Linked DNA regions of Mus musculus: region 2 is linked to region 1. The links are chromatin contacts, found by Hi-C or POLR2A ChIA-PET in ENCODE. All regions are on one chromosome and are shown on one strand. Each heading gives the region's core, a stretch centred on a gene start or an enhancer-like site at or near the end of the contact. The rest is flanking DNA. Distances are from core to core; before and after follow the strand shown.

Evidence for each region. Hi-C counts contacts between places; a loop is a spot of excess contacts on that map. ChIA-PET counts read pairs that join two places held with the same protein, here RNA polymerase II (POLR2A).
Region 2: a map of heart shows a loop between it and region 1 (2.2-fold over the local background). The contact joins the promoter of Atad1 here to the enhancer-like site in region 1. A Hi-C loop is called at or near these places in 1 of 37 maps with a recorded cell type or tissue (heart). POLR2A ChIA-PET finds 5 or more read pairs at or near these places in 1 of 5 experiments (Patski).

The regions. Positions count from the first base shown.
Region 1 is chr19:32,904,046-32,907,602 of GRCm38, reverse strand. No RefSeq gene overlaps it. Among named protein-coding and RNA genes, the nearest start is that of Gm36774, 24 kb to the left of the region's middle. Within about 2 kb of position 1,647, at least 1 of the 3 ENCODE cell types and tissues checked has a DNase peak (open chromatin) inside an H3K27ac peak, as active enhancers do; it is heart, where a contact is called at or near this core.
Region 2 is chr19:32,710,522-32,714,180 of GRCm38, reverse strand. Atad1 (ATPase family, AAA domain containing 1) reads left to right here and starts at 1,883. Exons shown (of 10, transcript NM_026487.3): 1 at 1,883-1,915.

The DNA of each region.
Region 1 (3,557 bases), core at 398-2,897:
ATGCAGCCGAGGAGGTTTGAGATGACAAGTTTATTCCAGATCATCTGGGTGGGCCCAACTTGACCACAAGAATCCCTTAAGAGTAGAGACTCCTTTCCGGCGGTGTCAGAGAGAAACTGACGAAAGGAGGAAGGGTGAGAGAAATACTGCTGGCTTTAAAGATGAGAGAGGCAAGCAGCTTCTGACCCTGGGAAAGGCCAAGGACAGATGTTTTCCTTGAACCTGGGGAAGGATCGCTGTACAAGCTTTCCACAACTATGCCTGCTACGTCCTCCTCAGGCTGCGGGTTGGGCTGACAGTCACTAACACTGGAAGAGGCCCCTCTGCCTCAACTGAGATGAGAGCAATACCTTGCCATGGAGGGGAAGGAGACACCAACATATCTCGCATCCATCCATTGTCCCTTGCTCCTCGTGTGTAGGCAGGTCAGTTGGAGGTCCCTTCTGTTTCTGCAAAAATAGCCAATGCAGTTAGTAACTACCAGGGCATATTCCTTCTCAGCTCAAAACCTTCCAGAGGCTCCCCAGCTCGCTCCCAAAACAGCCTGAAAGACTTCCTCTGTTCTCAAGTCTTCAGGGCACAGCTGACCCCATTTCCCCTCTGCCTGTCTCCTTCCTCTCTGACCCTTGCTGACTGTGTTCCAAGTCTACTAGCTGCCCTGCTGTTCTATGCACGCTAGGGGTTCAAGGCTCGGGACACTTGCATTTGGTTTTTTTTTTCCCCACCTAAAACCCTCTTCCCTTGCATCCAATAGCTTGCTTCCTCCCTCAGCACCTTCAGATCTTCCTAACAATCCTATTGAAATAGTGGTTGTCTCCCCCACCCAAAACACCAGAGCAATTTCCTCTTCTATCATGAAGCATACTTAATTTTTTTTCCCCTACAAGGTGCTGTCTCTTTAGGAATGTTCATAAGGGTTCTTTATGAAGGATATATTAGGTTGTTTGATAAATATTTGTCGAGTGAGCAAATCAGTGTATGATCAAGCTATAATCAAGAACTGAATCTCATTACTGCCTCTCCGTTAATGACCCATCCATTCAGTTACAAACGGGAAATGAAAGTCAGTGAGGTGTCTGGTGTTAAACAATGAAGCTGCAGGTAAGATCAATTTTTTAATTGGCCTTGCTGAGTCCAGACAAGCCAAAGGAGTAGAAACTCAAAGTTCTCGGCATCCAGCCCTGTCTCCTAGACAAAGAACCCAGAAAGGGTTGCTTTTCTGAAACCCGAGCCTTTCTGGTTTCAGCCAGAGTCTAAAAACCATAAGAACAGTTTGTCTCTTCAGTACTTCCGCTTCCAGGCAAAGGAAAGAGCAGGAAGTGCAGGGGCGTGTGAAAATTGAGAAGAAGAAAAAAAAGAAGAAGAAGAATTAAAGCCATTACATGTAAAGGCACAGAGACTTCCTCTGTCCTACCACACTGTGCTTTAGCAGCCAGGCTGGGGAAGCCATTCTCAGGTAAAGGGAAAGCCAGAATGTGACTGCTAGTTCTCTATTGTCCGGCACAGACTTATTCAGAGATAGTTGAGAGTGTGGCAAAAGATAGACCGGGTGCCCGGCCGTGTGAGTTTACCATTCACAACAGTCTAACATTACAAGGTCAACCTAGTTCATATCTTATCTACTCAGTGTTTGCTCTGGGCAGGCTGACTTTCCAGCATGCCCCCGGGAGGTATCTTAGATTATAAGAAATTGTACATAGAATTTAAGTAATCTTTAGAGTCGAGCCAACCAAGGTTCCAGTCTTGACGCTGCCACAATTAGTAGCTGAATGCCAGCTGCCTACAGGAAGGACTGTGTTTATCTCGTTTCCCATTGTATCCAGCATTGCTCACACCATGCCTTGCATGCTCAGTAACCCTCCTCCTAGAAGAAAATCAATGTTAGGAACTTCAGTTTCTTCGTTAGTAAAAGGAGACTATAAAACCCAGCTCATGAAGCTGTCTGAGGACCTCAGATGAGGTGCCCCGCCTATCCAGGGCCTGCTACAGGACAGCATTTGCTTAAGGTAAACTGTCATTTTGGTGACTGTGGTGGTTGGCCAAAGCTTTATTCCACCTGGAATTTCAGACTCTGCCCTGACCTGAAGAGTTGGGTCTTGGCGTGATCCTGTTCTCTAGAAAAGTCCTGCTCCACTTCTGTCAGAAATCCTGGAAAAGGGAAGAATGACCTCCGCATCGCAGCTGCTGGGTGATTGGCAGCCAAAGGGAATCAGGACTAAGCCCAGCCAGGTCTCACTTGTCACGGGGAGAGGAAGGAGAAAGCACTCACTAGCCAACCCCAATAAGTGCCTGGTGAAAACCAAGGGCAGGCAGCTGGATTGGTTTCCTACTTTTTTCTCTGTTATAGTCTCACAGCCAGAGAAAGTATGGGGTGTCTTTTCCTTAACTGCGAGAAGCCCAGTTAAGTCTCCCTCCCCGCTCTTCTGAATCAGCCTGGTTCAGCAGTAGGCCTAAGAAGCCATCTGTCAATGCTTAGGGATTAAAGAAAGAAATGAATACCTAGGACCTTCCCAGAATCTCCAAACCCCCAGGAATTCTTAACACTTTTGCTTTGGGGGTTCAGTTCACAATCAAATCGGTTAAGAGGTCTGGCTCTATGTTTCATGCTGAACTATCCCTTCTTGCCTTTACTAATATCTCTCACTGTCATAATTCAATATGGGAGATCCTTCCCGGAAATAAAGGCACAGAGCCTCAAACTTGATGCTGACGATGTTTGCAAAAGGGTTCTGTTGGTCGAGCCATGAGCAGCCGTGTTGTCAATAATCATTTCAGAAGCATCTGCAGATAATAGTGGGTGTGCCGTGAGCCACTGTGGTGGAAAGGGGAGACTATCCTCTCAAAGAAACAGAGAATGCAATGACTCAGCCGGTCTCAAGCCACAGCCACCGTTACTGACTTAGTCATTCATGTTGTCTTTGTCTTATTTTTAGACACCTAGCTTTAAATTAACCGCTCTGATAAACAGCAGCAATTCAGTTAGTAATGAGTTCCTTTGATTTTTTTTTCCCCCTCCTGTGGGGTGGAGCAGACTCCTGAGTTCCACTTCTCTAAATAACCAATAAGTCTTCATATGAAGCCATTACAGTCTTCAGGGAAGGAGAGACACATCAGGAAAGCATAGGGGACCAAAGATGTCAAGGTGTCTCCTCCCAAGATGCATTTTCTCCCATTCACCCATGCTGATTCACCCATGGGGGTGAGCTGTGTGTGCTCAGTGTGTTGGTGTTGGGAGTCGAGAGGTGAACGAGACGGGCAGGCTTTCTGGAAGTGAGCATTTCCACTCCTTCAAAGGATAACTAGGGACCTACCAATCAGAGAAGAGTCAGAGCAGTGGCCGTTCCGCTTTGGCTTTGCTTCAATAACAATTAAACCATGTGGGGTGGGGTGGGGTGGGGTGGGGGGGGGGGCTTGAACCCTGTTATTTTCAAAGTAGTGAAATCTAATCATGGCATACTTCTAGAACTAAAGTTTTAAGTTTTTCAAATGTCTCCTAGTCAGGGTTCCAAGTCAACTGCTGTCTTAAATCGATGGTGACATAACCTGACTTAAGCATA
Region 2 (3,659 bases), core at 634-3,133, 190 kb after region 1:
CAGATGCAAGAAATTTCCTAAATTAAAACATTGGGTACAGCAGAGATAGGCAATCCACTGGAAAGGAAAGAAGCAGCCACATTTATCTTGATCATTTGTACTATCTTATAAACCTCCCATGTCCCCAAGCTTAGACCAGAAGTGTTATCACCTATCTTTACTTAATAAACCCACTTTGTCTTAACTCTTTGTGTGTGTTGTTGTTGTTGTTGTTGATCATGATGATGCATAGCCAAGGATCTGACTTTACCTGAGGGGAGGACCCAGTGACAGTGATGGTGGTACTGTCAACGAACAGAACTGACAAGGTCTAGAAGCTACTAGGAATACTTGTGAGGGATTCTCTTGACTAGGCTAACTGATAGGCTCATTCTAAACTTGGGCAGCCCAGATATTGGCCTACACATAAGGGAATCCCAGGGATTTGTATTCAGTTTGCTTGCTTTGTCACGTGCTGGTGAGTTACCTAGTGTTTCTGCCATTGTTGATGTTGCTGCCTCTGGCCTCATCCACTGAGATCAGAATCCAGGTTCTTCCACAGACTAAAGACTAGTCGTGGCTCTCCAGGAATCCTTAAAGCCTTGTGGTCTTGTTGGACTGCTGAGGCATGTTACCTCCAGCACTGCGAAGCTACCAGGACAGCCATTGTTGGACCATTCAAGACTGTGCTGGGTAAACCAGTCTAAAATTAAAACAAAAAAACCAAACTCTTTTTAATATTGATTCATTCCATCTATTGTGTTCTTCTATCGAACTCCAGTAAAGTCCTTTAACAAGGAACTTTCCAGGCTCTGGCAGCACTTCTGGGCTGTGTCTCTCCACAGCTATTAACAACATCATTTACTAATATAACTGTCAGCAGAGGGAGGAAGCAGTGTGTTACTTATGTGGTCCAGGGTATAAAGCAATCCTCCTTGCATAGCCACCCCAAATGCTAGGAAAACAGGCATGTGACACCAATCCCAGCTTGGCTGTAGAATTCTTTAGCCTTAAAAGATAATCCTGAAAACAGAGCGAAACAAACTGCCTCCTCCAGGAATATAAAAAGGTCTTAAGAAGTCTGTCTTATTCCTTCATAGTCCCACTGCCTTTATTTGAAGTGATGATGCTCCTTTTGTTTATGGGCAGTGTGTCTACTTATTCTTGTTCCTTAGTAGTGTATATACATTCAGAAGGGGCTGGCTTTCAGATACGGTTCCTTGGAATCTTGGTGTCACGTCCCTCACTTCGCAAGAGGAAGGGGTTAAAAAAAAAAGTCATCAATATGCAAAACCTGTCACCAGATGCCCTATTCTGACCCAACTGCCAGACCTCCCTGGTCTGCCTGGCTGCTCAAGCGTTCAGTGGATTCTCAGGCGCCGCCTCCAGGTGTCATCAGTACAGAGATGGGGGAGGAGGGTGAGCTCACCCTAGAAACCGAAAGGCAGATGGTGAGGCCATGCGCGTCTGAGCAGCATCATGAGGACTTGCTGCGGGGATGGGGGGTGGTGGTGGTGGTGGAAGTTTATCAAACCAGGGAAGCATTTCTTTGCCTTCTGTAAAAGGCTCCTCTGTCAGGGTTGCGTACAGCTCCAGAGTAGCAAGGGATTTCATGTGTCAAGCGTCTTTCCCAATTCAGTTTCTGAGTCTCTCAAGTTGAACTCAGAGCCCTTTGGGGAGCACCCTGTTCATCCTATCTACCTTTCTGAATGTTATCGGCCCAGCGGGTACTAAGGTGTAGGTTGGGGAAAGTAGCTCGCCCCGCACTGCGTCGCCATGCCTTGGCTGGCACGCCACCGGCTCGGCAGGGATCGCGCATGCTCCGTGCGGTGGGGGGCGGGGCTCCAGCCCCCGGAAGCGTTCTCTCCCCGGCCGCGTTTCTTTCCTGTGCGAGGCCGGGCTACGGCTCTCCCATCGTCTCTGGTCCTGCCTCTGGGTGAGTAGCGGGTTCCCGCGGGGCCGGGCCAGGTGCGTCCCCCATCCCTCCCGGTCCCCCAGGGCCTGGCGCTCACCTGGGGAGACCAGCCCGGTAGTCACCTGCCTCCGCGTCGGTCACACTTGAGCGCCGCCCCGGATCCAGCGGATTAACCTCCAAGGGCGTCCGGGGCCTCGCCTTGGCGCCCGGCCGGGCGCGAGCCCTCAGGTCTCAGCGCTGGCGGGAGACTCCGGCTGCCCGCAAGGACATCTCTTGTAGGCGGCCTGGTCATTGGAGGATCGGGGGCGCTCAGGGCGACCTCAGGGCTAGGCTTGTAAGAAGGCGGCTGGAAGGAGCCGGTCCGCTCGTGCCGGCCCCTCTCCTCCTCCCTCTTTGTGCAAAGGCGGAGGTGTTTCTTCAGTGCTGGCCATGCTTTCCCAGAACATGCTGATGTTAATAATGACCTGCCCTCTCCGCGAAGCCTGGCAGGAATTCATTGTCACAGTCTGCGACTGTAGGGCCTTGATAGGCACAGAATTGCTGGGACTTTGAGTTGAGAGACCATTTGGAGCACACTGCAGTGACTTAGGGAATACTGCAGTAAAAACGTTAGTAGTTGCTCAGAGATAGGGTATCCACACTGAAACCAGAGCTAAACAGGAAAAGATTTAAAATGATATGCGTTTAAAGATAATTCTGAATTAACACCGGTCTAGTGGTGTTTCTTAGTGATATACAGCAATGTGTATATTTTGTTAAAATTAGCGTCTATGCAAAATTGAAATACATTCTCCACATTTGCAGCCAATTTGCAGATATATCAGTGCTTTATGAATGATAGATGGGTATGTACCTCATCTGTGGAGACTGTATAAAATATTTCCATTCACTGTCCACACAGCAGAACGTTTCCGTTTCATTTCAGGATTTCGAAGTCACTTTTGGATATGATGAGCAGTGGTCTTTTTTTTTTTTGTTTTGTTTTTGGTTTTGTTTTTTTGTTTTTTGAGATAAGTCTTCTCTGCGTAGCCCTGGCTGTCCTGGAACTCTGAAGACCAGGCTGGTCTCCAATTTGGAGATCTGCTTGCCTCTACGTCCCAGGTGCCAAGATTAAAGGTGTCAGCCACAGTTTTTGGAGTTCTTTATATATTCTGGATATTAATCCTCAGTCAGTCAGTTGACAAAGATATCCTCCCATTCTGTGGGCTACCTCTTCACTCAAATTTAGCTGCTGCTACCACCATCAACCTCTGCCTAGACCCAGAGTAGTCTTAAATCTGCCTAGAGTCAATGTTAATATTGGAATGGGAAGATATGTAAGCAAGAGATTTGTCTGTTGGTGGTGTTTTTTTTTTTTAAAGATTTATTATATTTAAGTACACTGTAGCTATCTTTAGACACACCAGAAGAGGACATCAGGTCTAATTACAGATGATTGTGAGCCACCTTGTGGATGCTCAGATTTGAACTCAGGACCTCTGGAAGAGGAGTTAGTGTTCTTAACCGCTGAGCCATCTCTCCAGCCCTGGTGGTGTTTTGATAGGAGTAAAAAATTATTACTGTCATCAGGTATGGTGATATACAGCTTTAATCCCAGCACTTGGGAGGCAGGGGCAGGTGGATCTCTGAGTTTGAGGATAGCTGTGTCTACAGAGTGAGTTCCAGGACATCTAGGACTACGTGGAGAAACCTTTTCTCCATAAACAAAAACAAAATCTGTTAGTGTCTTCATGACGTTAAGGAAATATGCTTTAGGAATAGCCTA